2 separate regions of the Homo sapiens genome follow, and region 2 is linked to region 1. Evidence: read pairs that join two places in POLR2A ChIA-PET (ENCODE). Cell type or tissue: OCI-LY7. All regions are shown on one strand. Each heading gives the region's core, and the rest is flanking DNA. Links, peaks and the distances in the headings are about the cores only.

Region 1 (11,169 bases), core at 1,678-9,677:
TTCAGATGCAGCAAAACCGGACATGGGGTTGTGGAGTGACCTTTCCCCTTTGTTTAATTTGCCTCTGAGGCTTAATTTCAGGGGACAAGTAATAATTGACTATGCCTAATAACTAAATGCTCATTTGGGACAAAATCCATCAAAATATAATTGGCATTTGATTTTTATGAAGGGAGAAGAAAACCGACTTGTCTGTCGAGGATGCCTCCTAAGAATATCTGACCACTTAATGTATCATTTGAAGCCTCCTTTATAATATATATTAATTGCAAATGCTTGAGCATTTGAACATTTTCGTGGAGAACCGTTAGGAGGGACCAACTGTTTTTGTTAACGCTCCTCTCAGAAAGGCGGGGAAGGTTATTGGTCTGCTGTGCAATAATTTACTCCTCTTTGATATGCAAACGATCCACGGTGAATATAAAAAAATCCTATCAGACTCATTTCACAGTTCTTAACCACTCGGATTCTCTGGAGTCCATCGCCTCATTAGACCAGTGCTCTCCAATGCTAGCATAATTAAAATCTTTAACAGTTTAGCAAAGTAAAGATGTTTGGCTGATCACGTTGAGATGATTATCTATCCATTGTATTCTAAATGACAAAAATAAATTAAATTTAGACCTTGGCATTTTTTATTATGTGTTTCAAATGAATATAATGCACACAGCCTTCTTTTTTAATTCGATACCTTAGGTTTGGTAAGAAACATGCCTGTTTCAGCTGCTGCTATATAGTCAGAAAATGGCAGGCTTTCTGGGATGGCTGTGTTACACTTGATTGAAACAATGAACTGCAATCCAGACGTCCACTTCTAATGTGGTATTGCCTTAGGATGTGCAGGGTTTATGTTTTCTTTTCGGTGTTCCTCCAAAGGAAGTTTTGTTGCTTGTTGTCGTTGTTGTTGTTTTTGTTAGTTGTCATCTAGAATATCTTTATTCTGTGCATGTGTGGGCTAGAATATGCATTGAGGTGGGATTTGGAAACCTGGGCTACAGAGGCATGCCAGCAGGATAAAGACGAAGAGGCCCACAATAGTGAGATTGGCATACTGATTGTATCTCTTCTTGGGGGAAAATACTGGATTCACTCCTTAAAACCCATGTCCATTTAGATCCCCTTTAAAAAAACAAGAGAACTTCATTACTGTAAGTTTATTTTACGTTTGCATTTTATTCTGCAATGGTTCATTACCATTGATCTAAGAAATGACAGTAATAATAGTGTTACTTGTATAAAAAGTTACACAGTTTTTCAGTAGACACATCCATCAATTAAGCATGTGGTACTAGAAACCAAAATTAATGAGGAAGATAGGTGTGTTAATGAAATAATCATAGTATAATCAATTTGACTGTTAAAAGTTGAAAAGCATTTCAGGAAGACGATATGAATTCATAATTTATGTCTAAAAGTGATTAATAAAAACTATATTTAATAACAAAGCTATTTGTCATCATTTAAGACTTAAGCACAAAAATTATTCATTTTGTAGTTCATGTTGTCATAATAGTATAGTTGAACAAATTTATTTTGAGCCCTTCTTTGTGTCTAAAACTAAGGTAACATCTATCTACTTTTCATCAAAATTGAGAAATAACACTTGGGATGGTTAGAGGCATACTGTTGTGGCAAAGTAACTGTGTTTTGAGTCACTTTCACCTGAGTCTTTTATGTGCGATGAGGGCAACTTCCACTCAGTTGCTCGGTAAGAGGACACACTTTTTACTACCGCATCTGCCGTAGTTGGGAGGGGAAAAAAAACTGCACACACCGAAAAACCCCCCTAACACTAGGCTTTGTTTACTGACTCTTTGATTTAATTGCTGTTTGAAGAGGACGGAATTAGCTGTTAATTGATTTAATTATCCAATTTGTTTGTTTCAGGCATGATTCCAACAGAACTGCAGCAGCTCTGGAAAGAAGTGACAAGTGCTCATACTGCAGAAGAAACCACAGGCAACAATCACAGCAGTTTGGATCTGACCACGACATGTGTCTCCTCCTCTGCACCTTCCAAGACCTCCTTAATAATGAACCCACATGCCTCTACCAATGGACAGCTCTCAGTCCACACTCCCAAAAGGGAAAGGTAGGAACCAGCCACTGAGATGGGTCCAAAACTGCCTTTAACATGAGAGGGGTGGGTGGCCCTGCCTCGTCATATCTCAGTGATCCCTAATTGGATCCATGTGACTTGAATGTGCATATAATTACTGAGGAATGTATTCAGTATGGTTTGGGTGTGAAGCATCTAATTATTTTCACCTTTTCAACATGGAATTAGCACTTATGTAGATCTACTCTCAGCTTAGGAACCCGGGCAGAAGTCGTGTAGTTTCTCATTGGATGGGTTGGATTTCCAGGCTTCCAGGCCTACTCCTTCTGCCAAGTGCTCACTCCGTACAAGCTGAATTCCTTGGCTGGAAGTGCCTTCTAAGGGAATAGTAGTGTCTGCTGTGGGCAATTTTGAATTATGGTTTGAGAAAACATAGAACTTATGTTACTCTACATTGCTCCCCTTGAAGGCTGGGCGCCCATGTTTTTCATCATTGTGCCCTGGAGCACATGGTCTTTCCCGTATGTATTCTGAGTGAAGGTTTGGAGGATGGAGAGACAGAAGAGGTAGTGGTGGTGGTGGCTGGTGGAGGTGGGGGATCTGTTGTATATACTCACATAAACAGACACAGCACACTTTCTCTTCATTGTGGGATATAGTGTAGTATTGTCTCAGCAGCTGTATTCCTATTTAGAAGTTAAGACATTTTATTTTTGAATTGCCCTGGGCTTTACATGAATGTTACTTGAAGCTGAGCTTGTTTTAGAGATCCAGAATATGCCATGTTAGCATGCAGTTCTAAGAAAATAAAGCTGTTAATTCATGTTATGGTATTCTTAGTACCCAGAAGCATTAATACCACTGTTGAAGTGCTTTTCAAGAATAGAAAATACAATGCCCCTAAAATTGAAAACTTTTTGTTTGCTATTCCTAAACTGTTTTCTATATATTTCATAGGCAGAGCTTCCACACACAGAGGTAAAGAAACCGTAAAAGTAGTATGTGACAGTAAATGCCATTTCTCTCAGGAGAAAGCAAATTCTGTATTGTGTTTTTTAATAAAAATGGCTCAGTGAAAAAACATTTAATTATATATTTCAGTTATGCAATTACAAATGTAATTTCATATATTTCTCAAAATATTGAGTATTTAAGAAGCCTACTGTTTAATTAGATGTGTATCTTTATACCAGAAAAATATTATCTGAACACACACACACACACAGATACACACACACACACAGAGATACATACATACACACACACACACACACACACACCATGTTCAAGTGTAAAACCATGAGTGGTTACCAGAGTTGAGGATAATACATATGTTTTAACTAAAATTTTCAACTATCCTTCCAAGGTCATTTTGGAATTTCTGAGGCAGACACCGAAGAACTAAAAGATGCATTAAGCATGTTGGTTTGGAAGAGTTTGAAGAATAGATAGAGGAATAGAATGGTGGACACTGACAATCTTTGGAGCCATTGAGGGAAATGTGGCTTCTGTTGTTTCTGGCAAGGATAGATATGTATGTCTGGAAGCCAATCTTAGCTCTTGCTTTACAATCTCTTATGATGTCTTCTTTTTTTTTTTTTTTTCAAGAAAGAAAACCTTAGAGAGCATTAAAGAAAAGGTTCTAGGCTGTTGTCCTTTGCTATACTTGGTTTTGATGCCCTAAGGTTGATGCGTCCATTTGCTGCAGAGCGATTGAATTACATCTTTATCCATAGGCAGAGCAGGAGGCCATACACTGAAAAACGCCGACTGATGCACTTAAGGTATTTGTGGCAATCTCATCGGCTGTTGTGGAGCCTGCACAGATTTCCTGTGACATAGAAAACTCTTCTTGTTTAGATGCGCTGTGCTCAGTTTCATTTTCTAAAAGGTTATGTATCTGCAGTCAGGTGATAGATTAGCAAGGAGGCAAGTGGGAGAAGAATAGCCCTTTTCATGTCTTAAGGCACATTTGAAAGTAAGTGGATCTGAGAGACAGTCTAATTCTGGGAGACTAAGTTTGTTTGAATTTTTTTTTATGGTCCTTATTTGTCTGCACAAAAGTTGTGCTTAATCTTCATCATACTACACACCAGAATTAGAATATGGATCAGAAAAGAATTCAGATTCCAATGAGCCTTAATCTGGATGTAAAAGCAGGCTGAGTTTTCCAATTGTACATGCAAAAAAGAAGCAACTATGAAATTATATGCCACTACTTAATCTCTTGAATCTCTCAGTTTGTATTATCTAGTAGGTTCCTAAACGTGGCTGGATTAAAAGAAAATTCCAGTCAGCACATTTTAACTGAATGTAGCCATCAAGACAAATGAGCACCTTCAGTTAAAGATAGTTCAGTTTAAGCTTGTGGAATTGATAATTAAAAAATCAATTAGGCCTGGTACAGTGGTTCATGCCTGTAATCTCAGCACTTTGTGAGGCCGAGGCAGGAGGATTGCTTGAGGCCAGGAGTTCAAGACTAGCCTGGACAACATAGAGGGACCCCAATTTCCATTAAACTTTTTTTTAATTAGCCTGCCATGGTGGCATGCACCTGAAGTCCCAGTTACTTGAGAGGCTGAGGTGGGAGGATCATTTGAGCCCAAGAGTTTGAGGCTGCAGTGAGCCATGATCACACCATTGCACTCCAGCCTGGGCAACAAAGCAAGATCCTGTCTCTTAATTAAAAAAAAAAAAAAGCAATGATTAGTTAGCCAGCTTCGTATACATATAAATACTTCAAATGCATATTATGTAGCATTACCTTATTAGGCTTAATTTAAAAATCACGTGTGATAACCAGTTAAATACCAAAACAAAGCTGTCACTATAAAGGTATGGTCTCACTGTACACTGATGTGCCAGTTGTCTCAGGAGTCTCTTGTCACTGCCTTGGATAAGTTTTCTCTCTTACTCATCAATGCATTTGTGAAATACGTGTCCTTCCAAGCTCTTCTTTGATTTCTGTGTAATATTCTTTTCCCTCCATTCTGATGGGCAAGGAAAGAGTCTCTGCCACACTGAATAACTATCTGACCCCATGACCTTGATCGTGGGTTAGCAGCTTTAAGATTTCTTTCTGACATGATCTGGGGGTGCTCGATGGGAAAATTTGCTGGAAAAAGGTAGTGTTGTGAGAGTTACTGTTGTTTTCAAAGTAGTGAGATGGCTAATGATCTCAACTGAGTTGCATATGTATTTCCATGCCATTTGGAAAACTCCTTCTCCCCCACTCTTGCCCCCGTGCATTTTGCTGGCTCCTGTGAGCAGCCACTGCAGTAGCAGCAGCTCTGGGGTTTGGTGAGCTGCAATCTGTTAAGGAGATAAATAATGTGCTTGGCACGACACTCCTACTCTCCTCTTTAATTTGTCTTACACAAGGAAAATTATAATTAAATCATTCAGGGTAAACCCTTGAGTGTAGAGAAGGGAAAAAACACACTTTGGTAAAGATTGCCAATAGAAACCCACTTCCCTGTTGCGCAGGGTAGAGACATTTATCAATATTCAGCACTATTACGGGAGGAGCGGCCCATGTGATTTGTGAGGCGGATGCCAGCGTTCAAATCAAGGCTTGTTAAGATCCTGTCCCTGTGTAATCATGGACATTCAGCATCATTAGAATTCAGTACTGGCACCATGCTTCGTGCTTTGATTTTCTCCGACAATTTAATAATGTTTATTGTGCTGATTGTATATAAATTCATTGGTGCAATAAACATGCCTGTGTTGTCAGTGCCTGAGAAAAGTGTGGTGGGGATCAAGTTCAATGGCGCAGCTAAGGGGGAGCAGCAAGAGGAAGCAGGTGCATTCAAGCCTCTTGCTGTCATTTTATTCCATAGGGACAGAGAGTCTCGACTTCTTAGGGAAACAGACAAAACTCAGGCCTGGGATACCGGTACATATGAAGATACTGTCTTGTTTCCCTGTCTAATTGTCTTGCTTTAGAAAATTCCAGGTTTTGGTGTGGGTAAACAGAATCAACAGAATGCAAATGAAACATCTATTAAAATGCTAAATTTAGTAAAGCCCTTTGAGCTTCTTGGATCAAAGCAGCTATGTAAATACTAATAGCAATTACTACTTAAGTAATTGCCTAAATTAAAATTTGAAATATCACATTACATTATGGTGCACTAGGGAAAGGGACAAGAACTCACATTTAATCAGTTCCTTCTCTGTGCCAAGCACTGGCTAGACTTTTGCATATGGAGTGATGTCTCATTTTATCCACCTGACCACTCAGGAAGCAGTAAGGATGATTATACCCATTTTACAGATGAGGAAATCGAATAATAGAAATTAAATAACTAACCCAGGGTCATAGAACTGGTGGTTAGTGGCATATCCAAGATCCAAATTCAGATCTGTGTTTTAGTCTGCAAAATAGTACTTAAAGTTTTCATTCAGCATAGAAGTGAATACTAAATTACGATAAAATGAGTGTCCCTAAAAGATACTTTAAATTTAATTGAAATTCAATTTGACAAAACACGTATTAAGTTAACCTACTGTGTGCAAATCACTGCGTTTAAAAGAAAATACCAGAGTTTTCTCTTTTATGGTGTATATTCATATTTACCAGGCCTTTCATGAAGCGGGATAGGTGGGATTTACAAGCTATAAATCATTTTGGTCTGAAACAGCACATAAAGAACATAAATGAACCTCATGGGGGATTTACACACAGGCAGATCCAAAATAACGTATCCCCACTTTTTTCCTGCCTTATAAATCCTGTGTTTCCTCAATGAACACATCATATGCTTTTTATTTCATTTCAGCTGTCCTCTATAGTCCAAATCAGAAATATTCCCTTTTTTCTCATCCCAGCTTTTTTGCTTTCAGTTCAGCCACCATCATTAGATGTTTTATAACTCGAGTATTTCTCGGATTCATAGCTGTTCTAAGTATTTGTTCCAAGGTGTCCTTAAGCATTTGGTCAAAGATGTTTCCTTAAACCCTGATCAGATGGTGGTTGGGCAGTCTCTGCTTTTTTGAGGTATCATATTAGAAACAGGGGACGCACACTGGGCGCTTTACTCTATGAGGTTTAACCTATGCTCTCTTCAGTCACGATAGTCCTTGCCTCGTTCTCATCATTTATTGACGGAGCCCTGTGTATTACTGTCGCTTGCATTTTCTCCACTCCACAGTTGGCAGTTGCCTTCAAATAACCCCTGAAGGTTTCCGCCTGGCTAGTGTACTTATAGACAGTTTCACTTGATACACAGTCTCTGTTTTTGATTTGTGGCCTCTTGACATGTTGCCATGTATTTGACTATGTAACAATAACATTTGTGTTTACAGGCCTTGTTATTTTCAAAAGGCAAGGAACTTTGAAACATGTACATGTCTAGTGTTGCATTTTTTTTTCTTTTTTAAACTAAATTCTGTGTTTGTGAATAAATGTCAGTGCTCTTGGTTTACTTGCTAAAATTCTAGAAGTTAGTTTTCAGAACTGTTCCAGATACACAAGCCTTTAACTGGTGCATGTTCTGTGATATGTAGGACCTGTTGAAATTTAAGCAGTAAACTCTAGCTCCCATTATTTTGAAGAGTTTTTCCTCATTTCAGTTTTTTTTTTTCCCCAAAAATCAGAGGACAATTTGTATTTATTTTGATTTGAAATACTGAGCAAGCTAGTTATTTTAAATCTTTCTTCCCCGTTAGAGCATTTTGGAGAACCTGTGGTCAAATTCCACCAAATTGTCTTCAAAATTGTTAACTGCTACTTCCTGCCAACATGAGTCAAGGCATTTAAACAATCTATAACACTATAACAGAGCTCGGCAAATTATGGTCAGCCTGCCAAATCCAGCCCACTGCTTCCTTTTGTAAATAAAGTTTTATTGGGACACAGTCACATTCATTTACGTATTGTCTACGGCTACTTTGACACTACAATGGCAAGCTTGAGTAGTGGCAGCAGAAACCATATAGGCTACGAAAACTGAAATATTTACTATCTGACCATTTACAGAAACAGTTGCTGACCCCTGACCTTCACCATTAGCCTGGTGTTTCTCAGATTCCCTGATGATATTTTCATAGGGTATTTGTTAAACACACAGCTTCCTAGGCCTTTCTTCTGAAACCTGGACTTTCTTGGTCTGAGATGGGGTGCAGGAATTTGCATTTGCCCTACATACCCTGGAGTCTTGCTACTCAGAGGCTGCAGACCAGCAGCTCTGCTGTGACCTGGAAGCTTGTTAGAAACTCAGTCTCTGGCCCTGCCCCAGACCTGCATCAGGATCTGCATTGTAACAAGAGCCTCAGGGGTTTGGAATACATGTTCAAGTTTGAGAAGCAATGGAAGCTGTGTGTTTATCACTGAGGTTTTGACACTTGGAAAGAACAGGACTTTTCTCCAGACACTTGATTCACATCCCAGACAGGTTCTCATCAAAAGTCAGGGCTGTAGTTAAGGTGGTCTGGGGAGCAGCCCACTGGGGAGCCACCAGACAGGTTCAGTCCTCAAAACTAGTGACTTGCCATTCTTACGTGAGCCAACAGAGTAGAAATCATATGACTGAAGGGACCAGACCCCATTTGCTTCCTTTCCTTAGGAGCTACCACGAGACCTTGACTTGAGACCCACTCCTTGGCTCTGTGATCACAGGCAAGAGACACAAATTTAAGGTTCTGTTTTGCTCTTGTCAAGGATGAAAGGACCTGACATGTGATGGTGGTGATGAGAATGCAGCTAACATTTATGTAACTCTTACTGTGTGCCAGACACAATGCTCAACAGACTTGACATAGGGCTTGATACTATACTGATTTTCCTATTTTTAATTTTTTTTATTTTTTATTTTTATTTTTTGATTTTCCTATTTAATCCTCATAGTAACCTTATGGGGTATTCTCCCCTTTGTACAGAGGGTGCAGCTGGGGCCCAGAATGATGTTATCGCTTGCACACGTCACATAGCTAGTTAGTGACCATACAGGGACTAGACCTGAGATTTCCCTGACCCTCAGGGACTTGCAGTGACTGCCAGATTCTGGTGGCTCCCAGTGGGCTGCTCCCCAGACCACCTTCACTACAGCCCAGACTTTTGATGAGAATTGGACTACAGAGTGGGTTAAGCTCCGGATCAAGTCCAGATGGTAGCCTCCACTGGTTGTAGCTTGGGGCCAGACCTATCTTTTCAGCAGTAATTTAGAAGAAGCCCCCAGGAAAATCCCCGTTGCCAGTTTCCTTTGCACCCACCTCATCTTTTTGCTGGCAGGGAAGTCAGGAGGTTAGAAACCAGTGACGCACAGTGGAGAATATAGAGGGCGTGCTGGGCATGTCTTGTCAGGTGTAGGGGACCGGAAAGAGGACCAGGTGTGGCTAACTGCAGAGGCCTAAGATACAGGTACTTATTTTTGCTCCAAAGCAGACTCTTGGCAGCATCACCTGTCCCATGTCTATCTGTCGGGGAGGTAACCTACTTAGGGCAAAAGCTGTTCCTGCTGAGGTCAGACAGAAGCACCCTGGGGGCGAATCAGCATTTTGTACCCTAAACATGCTGCCTGTTGTTTGGCAGCCATCGTGCTTTGAAGAACTGTGATGTGTCTGATTGCTTAAAACCAATCACTTTTGGGACTTAGAAGTGGGAGAAAGGATTCTCTCAGGGCCATGTGGCATGGTGCCGTATCACCGCCTGTCATTCACACATGCAGGGAGGGCACCGGGAGAAAATCTTTAAAATATTGGCATGCCATAAGGGAAGGGTTTATGGGTTGTTTTTTTTTTTTTTTTTTTTTTTTTGACTGTTCACTTTGTGGGGTGATTAAACAAAAAAACCTCAGCCATTATTCTCTAACAGCTGTTGTGCCTTACCTCAATAAAGTGCCTTTTACCATAACACAGCATCTTTAGACTCTATAAATCTCTTTCTATTTATTGTGTTTAAATGATAAATGCTTTCCAATAAAATGACATCATGGGTCTGGAGAGTGATGTTCATTTTCTGAGTTACTCTTAAATTTGGTTGATTTGAATTTTTTTATTAGGATGTTGTATAATATGAATCTCAGCCACAGGCTATTCCGTGTCTAATGTGCCAGATTTCCCACCCAAAACCATCTTTGGACCCCCCATTTCTTTCACCTTGTAAGGTAGACATTCTTTTTTGATGCGCCGCTGCCGCTGATACAGGTTCTCTGCCAAATTCCTTTGTTGGCACCCAGGCATTTTGCAAGTATTTGCGCTTGAGTGGAAAGGCCTGTGTCCCCTCCTCCCAATTGTGTCTTAGCTTTCCTTAACATTTATTCCACACCAGGGGTGTGAGGGAAAGCATGTGGCAGGAGAAGAGTGAGAACCAGCCTTTTGGAAACTCTGATGGTATTGTCCATGGTACTCGGTTTTACTCTTTTACCTATAAAAAGTTGTTGTTGAATTGCACACCTTCACCACTTAAATTAGACAGAAGATTTTCTTTGATGGATATTGAAACCAACCAAAAGTGCAAAGGGAAGTCAAGGGCCTTCCCTTTGAGAGGAAAAGGGGCTTGGAAAAGTCCTATTCTTATAATAAATGACAGCTGGGAGTCTTATGCTCTTAAGCCAATACTGGAGCCAGATGAAGGGGGGACCTATGCTGGAGACTTAAGCGGATGTCATGTTCCTTTTCAAGATTTGCAAAGATGCTTTTTTGTGCAGTTATTCTGTTTTATTGCTGTGTTCGCACCAGTGTTACCCCGTGGCCTGGCTCCATAGGTCTTTCCGAGGGAGCTACCTCTCTGCCGACTGGCTCACTGGGGCAATGCAAATGAGTGCGTTAGATATGTACAGCATTCCTGAAGTTCTTTATTCCATACCCCTTTGTAATCAGTCAAGGCCTAAGTATATTATAAACTATATTCTCCTCATTAAAACAATAGTGGAAGCTCACAAAGGGAAATTGTTAATATGTGTTCCAGCTTGTCACTTCTGCCTGTGTGAATAAAGAAGATAACCGTTCCTTTGGGAAACTATTTCGGGAATTGAGCAACAGATACGCTAGCCAGAGAATTCTCTTAACTGTAATTTTCCTTTTTGTGTGTACTCTAAAATAACATCCTGTTGGGCTCCTCAGTGCCACTGCACAGACAGAGCACAATTGCCACAGCCCAGGTGGTG
Region 2 (11,169 bases), core at 1,980-9,979, 150 kb before region 1:
CTCATTTAGGAGGTATAGATTAAACTGCCTGGGGACATAAAGGCCCAGTCTTCTTTGTGTATTTAAATTTAGCCATGCCCAGAGAGGGAAGGCAGGAAGCAAGCTCTGTTTTTCTCTTTAGTCCTTCCATGTGGACATTTTGCAGGATCTTCTGCATAAACTGATAGTGCAGATACCAACTGTGGAGGATATTGGATTTTTTTTTAAGGTTGGTAACCCTGTGTTCCCCTTGAATTAACTATTTTATCCCTATTGTTAGACAGCTCCTTTTTGACTGTACCAAAAATAAAATGAACTTCCTAACACATATTAATCTTCAGCAAAGTTTCTTCAGGTAGACCATTAATTTCAGAATTTATTATCCACACAAACACAACTGAGTTGTCAGTATCACAGCCACCTATTAAAAGAGACAAAGCAGCTGGTGGCTCACGCCTGTAATCCCCTTTGGAGGGCGAGGTGGGCGGATCACCTGAGGTCAGGAGTTCGAGACCAGCCTAGCCAACATGGCGAAACCCCATCTCTACTGAAAGTACAAAAATTAGCCGGGCGTGTTGGCATCCACCTGTGATCCCAGCTACTACTCAGGAGGCTGAGGCAGGAGAATCACTTGAACCTGGGAGGCAGAGGTTGCAGTGAGCCGAGATTGTGCCACTGCACTCCAGCCTGGGCTACAAGAGCGAGAGTCCATCTCAAAAAAAAAAAAGGAAAAAAAAAATAAAGAAAAAAAGAGGCAAAGCATCCACTGATCCTACATTCGTGTTTTTATCACATTACCTTGTCTCATCTTCAACTTCGGTCTCTCCACATTGAAGGGAAGGTGACATGATGTCTTCTTAGTCATTCAAATCCAATAACTTTTAATCTGAAGGTTAAGTAGTGAGATATAAACTAAGAGATGATAATATCAATTTTATGTTCACTGAAGGGCACAATATACCTCTTCCTAGTAGAGGGAAAATTGTGCGTAAAATGTCTTTTGCTTTTCAACAGCAGAGTCATGCCTCTCAGAGCCAAAGGAAGGAATATTTTTGGAAAAAATTAACAAAATAAGAGGTAGCATCCTAAAGCAGGGCAAAAGTGACTTTTTATTATTATAATTATTAAGTGTTAATTTTTCAGGGCTGCATGATACGAAGTAGTTCTCTTTATAGCCTCCTGTATTCACTCTTGATATACCCTTTACAAACTCAACAACCTTTTACAAGGTTAAAGACTGGGAGAGAATGACATAATGCTCTTTCTTTCCTGACTATTTTTAGTCCTAATGTGTATGATAAATAATACTGTGATAATATTGCTTACCTTTCCTCATTTTTTTCTTCCTATGGATGATATTTCCATTTCAACTCAGTAGGAATTCAACATCCAAAAGCATTAAGTGAAAATGCATTTACAGTGTGTATTTTTATGATTATATTCTGATTTTTCTCATTCAATTTCTATTTCTTATAAACACAAAGTTTTGTGCTGTGTGCTATATGTATATATCACATGTATTTATATAGACTTACTGTATCATTAGTAGTTTTTTTGTTTTTTGAGATGGAGTTTCACTCTTGTCGCCCAGGCTGGAGTGCAATGGTGCGATCTCAGCTCACTGCAGCCTTTGCCTCCCAGGTTCAAGTGATTCTCCTGCCTCAGCTTCCCTAGTAGCTGGGATTTCAGATGTGCGCCACCATGCCCACAATTTTGTATTTTTAGTAGAGACAGGGTTTCACCATGTTGTCCAAGCTGGTCTCAAACTCCTGACCTCAGGTGATCCACCCGCCTCAGCCTCCCAAAGTGCTGGGATTATAGGTGTAAGCCACCACCCCCAGCCCATTAATAGGTTCTTGGGACAGGAAAAGCATCACGCATAAGCTGAGTATGTGACATTCACAGTTATAATTATCAAGATTATATTCTGTAATGTAGTGATTCACAATTGTAATTGTCAAGATTGCATTCTGTACATAATTTTAAACTTGTCTCAGCTGTTCATTCAGTACCTTCTTTGAGTAGGGGCTAGGTATAAGGCACTATAACTCTGCAGACTACACCAGGAATCAGCAAACTGGCCCTTGGGCCAGATCCAGCCTGCCACCTAGTAAATAAAAGTTCTGTTGAAACACAGCCACACCCGCTTGCCTACTGTTGCCTATAACTGCGTTCATGCTGCAGCAGCAGAGGTGAGTTGTTGCAACAGAGATTGTGTGGCTCACAAAGCCTAAGATATTAATCTGACACTCTGCAGAAAGTTTGTCAATCTCTGGATTAATGAATGGCAGATGTGACAAGATTTGCCTTCTACAGACTTCTACCCTTACTTTACAGTGACAAAACTGAGGAAGCATTCGTCACTCTTTTCTAAATTCTCTCTGAAAAATATCTATTTATTTATACTATATATATTTGTTTGTTTGTTTGTTCGTTTGAGACGGAGTCTTGCTCTGTTGCCAGGCTGGAGTACAGTGGCCCTGTCTCAGCTCACTGCAACCTCCACCTCCCGGGTTCAAGAGATTCTCCTGTCTCAGCCTCCCAAGTAGCTGGGACTACAGGCTTGCGCCACCACACCCAGCTAATTTTTGTATTTTTAGTAGAAACGGAGTTTCACCATGTTGGCCAGGATGGTCTCGATCTCTTGACCTCGTGATCCGCCTGCCTCGGCTTCCCAAAGTGCTGGGATTACAGGCGTGAGCCACCGCACCTGGCCATAGGTATACTATTGTTTAAGACTTTGTTTCACAATTTCTGGAGTGGCAAAATTACTTCTAATTGTCATCATTCCTCTAGAGTTCCTTTCTAATCATTCAGCTGACAGCATCTTACAAGATAAAAGTTTTGACGTTATTGGTGGTTAAAAGAATCTTCAGCCAGTCTAGTAAGGAAATGGAGGTTGGACTCACTTAGTGAGTCACTCACAGAGCAGACAGATGTCCTTGGCCCTGGCTCCATGCCAAAGAAAATTAACATAAAAACATAACCTATCTTATGTTCATAGTCCTATAGTTGGCTAGAGGATATAAAAATATATTATTCTCAGTATCACCCTGCATTCAAAGATTTCATAATTTAGTAAAGGTGCAGTAAGACATAAACAGATAACATGAAAAGTTCTTACAATTTTTAAAGCAAATTGAAGATAAACTGTAGAAGAGATGTATATGACTAATTGATAGGTGAGTGATTTAGGTAATAAATCTTCAGTAGCCAGGAGAGGATGAATCTGTGTCTATGTTGGTGGGATTCTAGACCTTGGTGAAGTTAGGAAAGAGTCTCAGTATGTGCACATCTGCTGATTTGTTTTAACCTCTTCCATCAGGAGATAATGGATGGTAAGTATACACTGAACTATATGGGTTTGGCTTCTGACTTAGAGATTTTAAAGGCCCCAAAGCTGTGTCTTTTCCATTTTGCCATTTTAAATTTTGAGACAAGTAAGTTTGGATTTGCACTTGGAAAGACTAGAGGCACATGGTGAGGAGAGGTCTTCTTATACCATACTGTAGCATCTGAGCTTATTGGTCTCCAGGAAATGGCCTGGGACTATCTGTCTACCCAGGTGCAAAGTTGATTGTACGATTTCCAGAGATTAGATGTGGGCTGACAAGTGTGATAATTTAGTTGGTGTTGTCCATATTTCACAAACGTTTATATTGAATTTTAGCTAATTTACCTCTATTGATAATGGAGCTGAAATAACTGAAACCATAATACCTAATTTAAAAATAGTTGCCAAATTCGAAGGCATTTGCTCAATTTAGTTGTTTATGAACTGACAGGATTTCTGAAGAGATGGTGTTGCCCTTGTATTTTCTCCCTTCCAACTTTTCTTCTTTCCCTTCTTACTTTCTTGATTCTGTTTTTAAGTTTGTAATTGGATCACTTATATCTCACAATTTGCAAAAATCTGTACTGGCATAGTTCATGTTTCTAATACTTTTTTTTTTTGAGACGGAGTCGTGGTCTGTCATCCAGTCTAGAGTGCAATGGCTTGATCTCGGCTCACTGCAACCTCTGCCTCCCGTGTTCAAGCAATTCTTGTGCCTCAGCCTCCTGAGTAGCTGGGATTACAGGCTACTGCCACCACACCTGGCTAATTTTTGTATTTTTAGTAGAGATGGGGTTTCATCATATTGGCCAGGCTGATCTGGAACTCCTGACCTCAGGTGATCCGCCTGCCTTGGCCTCCCAAAGTGCTAGGATTACAGGCGTGAGCCACCACACCCAGCCTCTAATACCATCATTTTTATGTTTTGCAGGTTTATGGCCCCTCCTTTGTGAATTTGATGAAACCCAAATAACTTTTTCCCTGAAAAGTGTGTTTGTATGTGTAATTTTGCGATTGCAATTTCATCTACAATATGCCCCCCCCAAAAAAAAAAACGTTACACAGCTATTCTGTATGTTAATTAGATTTGCCAAATGTTTCAATCTTTTGACAAATACTCTTAGGCTTTTCTATGATTAGTTGATGTTAACTATGTTAGTGACCTGTCTATCTTTAATTTGGAAAAGGGTTCCTCTTTTGGAAGAATGCTTCCCAGTATGTCCCTGGAATAATTTCTCAGGTATTTAAAATGTAGCACTGTACACGCCAGCTCTGAAGCAAACTCTGGAAAGTAAGGTCATATAAAGCAATCTGTACCAAGAGCCATTTCATGTCTATTGAAATGTAAACACCAGATTTACACACTCTTGAAATTCTTCTAACTACAGAACCCTATAAACCAGTTGAAAGATCTTTGACTAAATGAGCACAGATTACAGTAAGTGCACAGACAACCCCTTATAGGGCTGAAGGCAGTGTAAATTTGTACACCCTATTCTGAGGGTATTTTGGCATTGGACATCAAGAGGCTTAAAACAGCCACACCCTTTGAATCAGGGATACAATTTTACTGAGTGGCTCTATGGCAGTCAGCAGTGGTTCTCAAACTTTTATGTGCGTGAGCATCATCTGAAGGGCTTTTTTGTTTGTTTGTTTGTTTTTGAGACAGTCTTGCTCTTGTTGCCCAGGCTGGAGTGCAATGGCGTGATCTCAGCTTACCACAACCTCCGCCTCCCAGGTTCAAGTGATTCTCCTGCCTCAGCCTCTCAAGTAGCTAGGATTACAGGCATGCACCACCTCGCCGGGCTAATTTTTTATTTTTAGTAGAGACAGGGTTTCTCCATGTTGGTCAGGCTGGTCTCGAAGTCCCAACCTCAGGTGATCTTCCCACCTCGGCCTCCCAAAGTGCTGGGATTACAGACGTGAGCCACCACGCCAGGCGCTGGAGGGCTTCTTAAAACATAGATTACTGGACCCACCCCTAAAGTACTTTATTCTGTAGATCTGGGGCAGGGCCTCCAAATTTGCATATCTATTTCTAGCTCTTCTTTGCTGCCAGTTGAAGAACCACTGGCAGAGTTTAACAGCATAGACTGTGGAGTCAGTATGTTTGGCCTGAGTCATGGCTCTGCCACTTGCTAGTTGGGTGACTGTGTAAGTTTCTCTGTGCCTCAGTTTATATATCCATCAAACGGAAATAATTTTAGCATTTAATAGTCTAAATAAAATGTATCATGCTTGGAAGTTTGCACACCACATGGTAAATTGTCTGCAAACATTAGCTTTTGGGTTTTTTTTGTTTTGTTTTGTTTTTGAGACAGGGTGTTACTCTGTCGCCCAGACTGCAGTGCAGTGGGGCCATCTCGGCTCACTGCAACCTCCGCCTCCTGGGTTCAAGCGATTCTCCTCCCTCAGCCTCCTGAGTAGCTGGGATTGCAGGCTCGCGCCACTATTGCCCAGCTAATGTTTTTTTGTATTTTTAGTAGAGACAGGTTTTCACCATGTTGGCCAGGCTGGTCTTGAACTCCAGACCTCAAATGATCCACCCGCCTCGGCCTCCCAAAGTGCTGGGATTACAGGCATGAGCCTCCATGCATGGCCAACTTTTGGTATTCTTATCATCATCACCACCACCGCCATGATCATCATCACCAGGAATTTAACCTACCGAAATAATGTGAGGCATGCAGAAAGATTTATGCCTAAGGATGTTCATTGTAATGGTATTTACAATATGAAAAATTAAATGCACCCTAAATCTCTAACCTTAGAAGAAGGTTAAAAAATGCTAACATATAAGTTTGATATAATATTAATTATATACCCATTAAAATGTAGAACATTTAATTACTTTAAAAATTATCATAATGTAATGATTGCTGGGGGAAAAACCTAAAAGCAACATGCTGTCAATGGTTTTTTTTGGGGGGGTCTGTTAATGGGATTATAGTTTATTTTATATACATTAAGCCAGGCATGGCGGCTCATGCCTGTAATTCCTGCACTTTGGGAGGCTAAGGCTGGAAGATCACCTGAGCTCAGGAGTTCGAGATCAGTCTGGGCAGCTTAGACCTCGTATCTACTAAAAATTAAGAAAAACAACAACAACAACAAACTTAGCTGGGCATGGCGGCACTTGCCTGTAGTCCCAGCTACTCAGGAGGCTGAGGTGGGAGAATCACTTGAGCCCCAGGAGGCTGAGACTGCAGTGAGCCATGACTGGTGACAGCAAGACCCTGTCTCTACTAAAAAAAAAAAAAAAAGAATATATACATATATACACACACACACACACACACACACACACACATATATATAGTTTACACTTTTCTGTATATCCCCAAATTTCTACAATAACATGTATTGCCTTTATAATAAAAATGAACAGTTATTTTTAATTTAATTCACATTCACACTGTTGGAAAACTCTTGTGAGATATATAAAAATGATATATATAAATGGCAGAGAATACCTGCACCTTGAACAAGATTTATTTTTTGCATAGGAATAAGGGAATACAATTTGTGCAGGTACAAGGATTTTCTCCCATAATGTCTTTAAGTTTTCCGCTACCACTTAGCTGCTCCCTGGTGTTATCTCTCCACAGGGAGATCTCTGCCTCACTTCTAGGTGCTTCCACCATCAAATTTGACAACCACTACTCATTATCTAACATTTTGTGACAAAAATCACTTTCCTGTCAATAAAAAGAGTATGGATTTTTAAAAAACCACATTTGTTTTCTTTTTCTTTTTTTTTCTTTTTTTTCTTTTTTTTGAGATGGAGTCTCGCTCTGTCACCCAGGCTGGAGTGCAGTGGCGCGATCTCGGCTCACTGCAAGCTCTGCCTCCCAGGTTCACGCCATTCTCCTGCCTCAGCCTCCTGAGTAGCTGGGACTACAGGCACCCACCACCATGCCTGGCTAATTTTTTTGTATTTTTTTAGTAGAGATAGGGTTTCACCATGTTAGCCAGGATAGTCTTGATCTCCTGACCTCATCATCCGTCCTCCTCAGCCTCTCAAAGTGTTGGGATTACAGGCGTGAGCCACCGCGCCCGGCCACATTTGTTTTCTTTAAATTTCCACCACTGCTCCCCACTTCTAAGTTTCTTCCCAGTCTGTGTGGGCTTAATCATGTCGCATGTCCACAGTCATTACAGATACACTTCGTTGCTTACCCCATTTCATGTTGTTTCTGCTAGAGACTGATTTAAACTGCCCTGGGGAGCTGGAAAGGGCAGGAGGAATATTTTATTGGAGGCATTTTGGAATGCCACTGATGAGAGTTGAAAACCCACCCACCAGCGCCTACACTCGATGAGTGAAGTTGGGCAAGTTTTGCCATCTCTCACAGCCTCACTTTTCTCATCTGTAAAACAGGGCAATAGAGATAACTTCCTGAGAGGGTCGATGTGATGAATATGCTAAATAATTTATTGACCTTGGCACAATAGCCAACCCTTTAAAACGTGCTCCTTACTTTATTATTGTCCTTTCTTAGAATCTTTTGAAGACTGGGAAAAGCCATGGTTGAGGTCTTGGGGACCCAAAGGTGGAGGTCAGGAGGGAATCAAGTTGTTCTTAGAACCGTTCCATTTTTTAGCCCACCTCATCCGCTTTATATTAAAATCCAATCATCTTGGGTCATTGTAGATATGGCTGTTGGAGACCTCCAAGGAGAACCCTTCTCCATGGAAGTACAGTTCTGTCTTTCCTCATTGAGGCGATAAATGGAACTCAGTACGAATTCTTATTTGACAGGCAAACCTTCATTTAGAAACTGACCTCTACTTGGAGACTGCAGGGAACCGGTTCTTGTGGGCAATTAGTGCCCCAATTTACCATTTTAGAAAAGAAAACACATATCCTAATCAATACAGAATTTCTCCACCATACCTACTAGCAACGTTACTGAAGGGGCCCCACACACAAATGTTTTAAATTTAGACGCAGAGTTAAGGACACAGTTTGCCTCCAGAATCTGAATTGAATCAGGGTTTTATTTCAGATAAAATCTTTGGGGCTCATAACTTAAAAAACACAACTTTTACTGGCATTACGCAATTTGCCACGGGTCATTTAGCAAAATGTTTGTATATGTAAGCCCAGGTTCTTCTTTTTAAAAAAGGAAGGGTGGAGGGCGGGGATTGGATTTTGCTGAAATCCAGGTGGCGTTTCAGTTTATATTTAATTTTAATTGGAAATCAAATACAGGCAAGGGAGAAAAAAATCTACCATGTTTTCTTTACTAAGAGTATCCTTTGGGGAGAGGAAGGACACTGCCAGCCAGATTTTAAGAAGCAGCTTTTTTATTGGCATGTCTATTTTTTTTTCTTGCTAAATTCTTGTGCCTGCATTTTTTTTTAAAACATCTACGATTTTACACGTGGCAAAGACTTTCATGTCTCAATGTTCCTTGCTGCCGTCTTTCTATATTTTCCATGGGATTAGTACCTAGAACCAAGACAGCAAATAATTATATACTACATATAATCAGTAGCTTCCTAGGCTGTTACCTGGTGAGTCTCTTTTTTAGGTTCTAGTCTGAAATAATACATGATTCTTGTGGCCCGTGTTGATTTCTGGAAGGCTGAGGAAGTTTCTAAAGAATCAAGAACAAGAAAAACAAAAAGGTGGGTTTTTTTTTTAAGCAAGAACTTTAGAAGGTCTTCCGATTTCTGAGTATAAGTAGCTGTAGGTGCATCTTGTAAAACTCCCATAAAATATTGGCAGAGAGACTATGGCATAATTAGAGAATGGTTGCTGAGTGTGCTGGAAGAGGTGGCGAGACAGTCACTTCACTCCACCAGTGCCTACAAAATATCCCATGTGCCAGAGCTGAGTGAAATCCTCAGCACTGGCTCTGTGTAATGCTTGGGTGCAATTCAGATGTTTTCAATTGGAAATTGAATAGCAAATAATTTTGAATTTTCAACGGCACAATTAATGACACATTCGTTGTAGAAAAATTAGAAGATGCAACTAAGAAAGCAAACAGAGAAAAAAGCTATATCGCTTGCAATCCTGTTTAATGGAGGTAACAACTGTTAACATTTCAGTGGATACCCTGTTTTCCCTTTCTTGTAAAAATCATGTCTTCTCATTTTATGTATTTGTATTCTCATTGCCACCATCGAACATTATAGATGAGAAAAGAGCTAGCAGTAATGTTGCTGATGAGTGAGAATTGTGAGGGTTAATTCTCTTACATGGTGTTTCACATTTTCATCTTAATTTTAATTTCACATTTTGTGTGTTTACAGTTTTAAGGGAAAATTCATGTTCTTGGTTTCAAGTGGCATCATTCATGGGCTAATGTTTTTCTAACTCCTCCCCTCTTCATCTTCTTCCAGCTGTGCCAGGTAATTCCATATTTAGGCACAATTCTTAAACAGTTATTGTTAAGACTTGTGTAGTGGCTCACACCTGTAATCCCAGCACTTTGAGAGGCCGAGGCAGGTGGATCACTTGAACTCAGGAGTTCAAAAACCTGTCTCTACTAAAAATACAAAAAAATTAGCTGGGCGTGGTGGCAGGCACCTGTAATCCCAGCTACTCGGGAGGCTGAGGCAGGAGAATCGCTTGAACCCGGGAGGCGGAGGTTGCAGTGAGCTGAGGTTGTGCTACTCAGCCTGGGTGACAGAAAGTGACTCCGTCTCAAAAAAAAAAAAAAAAAAGATTGTTAAGAGGAAACTTCCAACATGGTAAAATAGGTAGGCCATCCTAGTTTCAATAAATGAGTATATTTCTTCCTTTTATTGAAAATCCTGAACATCTTGTCAATTTTTTTTTTTTTTTTTTAGACAGAGTGCCTCCCAGGGTCAAATGATTCTCATGCCTTAGCCTCTCAAGTAGCTGGGATTACAGGCATGCACCACCACACCCAGATAATTTTTGTTTTTTTTTTGTTTGTTTGTTTTTTGTTTTTGAGTTGGAGTCTCGCTCTGTCGCCCAGGCTGCAGTGCAGTGGTGCGATCTTGGCTCACTGCAAGCTCCGCCTCCCAGGTTCCTGCCATTCTCCTGCTTCAGCCTCCCAAGTAGCTGGGACTACAGGCGCCTGCCACCTTGCCTGGCTAATTTTTTTGTATTTTTAGTAGAGACAGGGTTTCACCATGTTAGCCAGGATGGTCTCGATCTCCTGACCTCGTGATCCGCCTGCCTCGGCCTCCCAAAGTGCTGGGATTACAGGCTTGAGACACCGCACCCGGCCAATTTTTGTATTTTTAGTAGAGGCAAGGTGTCACCACATTGACCAGGCTGGTCTCAAGCTCCTGGCCTCAAGTGATCCACCTGCCTTGGCCTCCCAAATGCAGTGATTACAGGCATGAGTGAGCCACTGCACCCAGCTGTCAAAGATGTTTATGGGTTAGAAATTACTGGCCGGGCGCGATGGCTCACGCCTCTCATCCCAGCACTTTGAGAGACCGAAGCGGGTGGATTACGAGGTCAGGAGACTGAGACCATCTTGGCCAACATGGTGAAACCCCGCCTCTACTAAAATACAAACAAATTAGCCAGGTGTGGTGGTACGTGCCTGTAATCCCAGCTACTTGGGAGACTGAGGCAGGGGAATTGCTTGAACCCGGGAGGCGGAGGTTGCAGGGAGCTGAGATCGCGCCACTGCATTCCAGCCTGGTGACAGAGCAAGACTCTCTCAAAAAAAAAAAAAAAAAGACTGACTGGGTGTGGTGGCTCACACCTGTAAATCCCAGCACTTTGGGAGGCCGAGGCAGGATGATTTCTTGAACCCAGGAGTTCAAGACCAGCCTGGGCAACATAGCGAGACCTCATCTTTACTAAAAATAAAAAATAGCCAGGTGTGGTGGCACATGCCTGTGGTCCCAGATACTAGGAA

Evidence for each region. ChIA-PET counts read pairs that join two places held together with the same protein. Peaks named below come from ENCODE experiments on the same cell type or tissue, not always from the same donor. Only the 100,000 strongest peaks of a DNase experiment are listed, where the experiment ranks them.
Region 2: POLR2A ChIA-PET joins it to region 1 with 11 read pairs; 3 of 35 experiments call an interaction of 5 or more read pairs at or near these places.

What each region holds. Positions count from the first base shown.
Region 1 is chr3:71,032,251-71,043,419 of GRCh38, reverse strand. It overlaps FOXP1 (forkhead box P1), which reads left to right. Exons shown (of 21, transcript NM_001349338.3): 11 at 1,888-2,092. Among named protein-coding and RNA genes, the nearest start is that of FOXP1-AS1, 250 kb to the left of the region's middle. In OCI-LY7, for the core only: no CTCF peak of the experiment used is centred there; a DNase peak (open chromatin) is centred at 9,439.
Region 2 is chr3:71,177,957-71,189,125 of GRCh38, reverse strand. The region is part of intron 6 of FOXP1 (forkhead box P1); the gene reads left to right. Among named protein-coding and RNA genes, the nearest start is that of FOXP1-AS1, 110 kb to the left of the region's middle. In OCI-LY7, for the core only: no CTCF peak of the experiment used is centred there; a DNase peak (open chromatin) is centred at 5,355; H3K4me3 peaks cover 573 bases.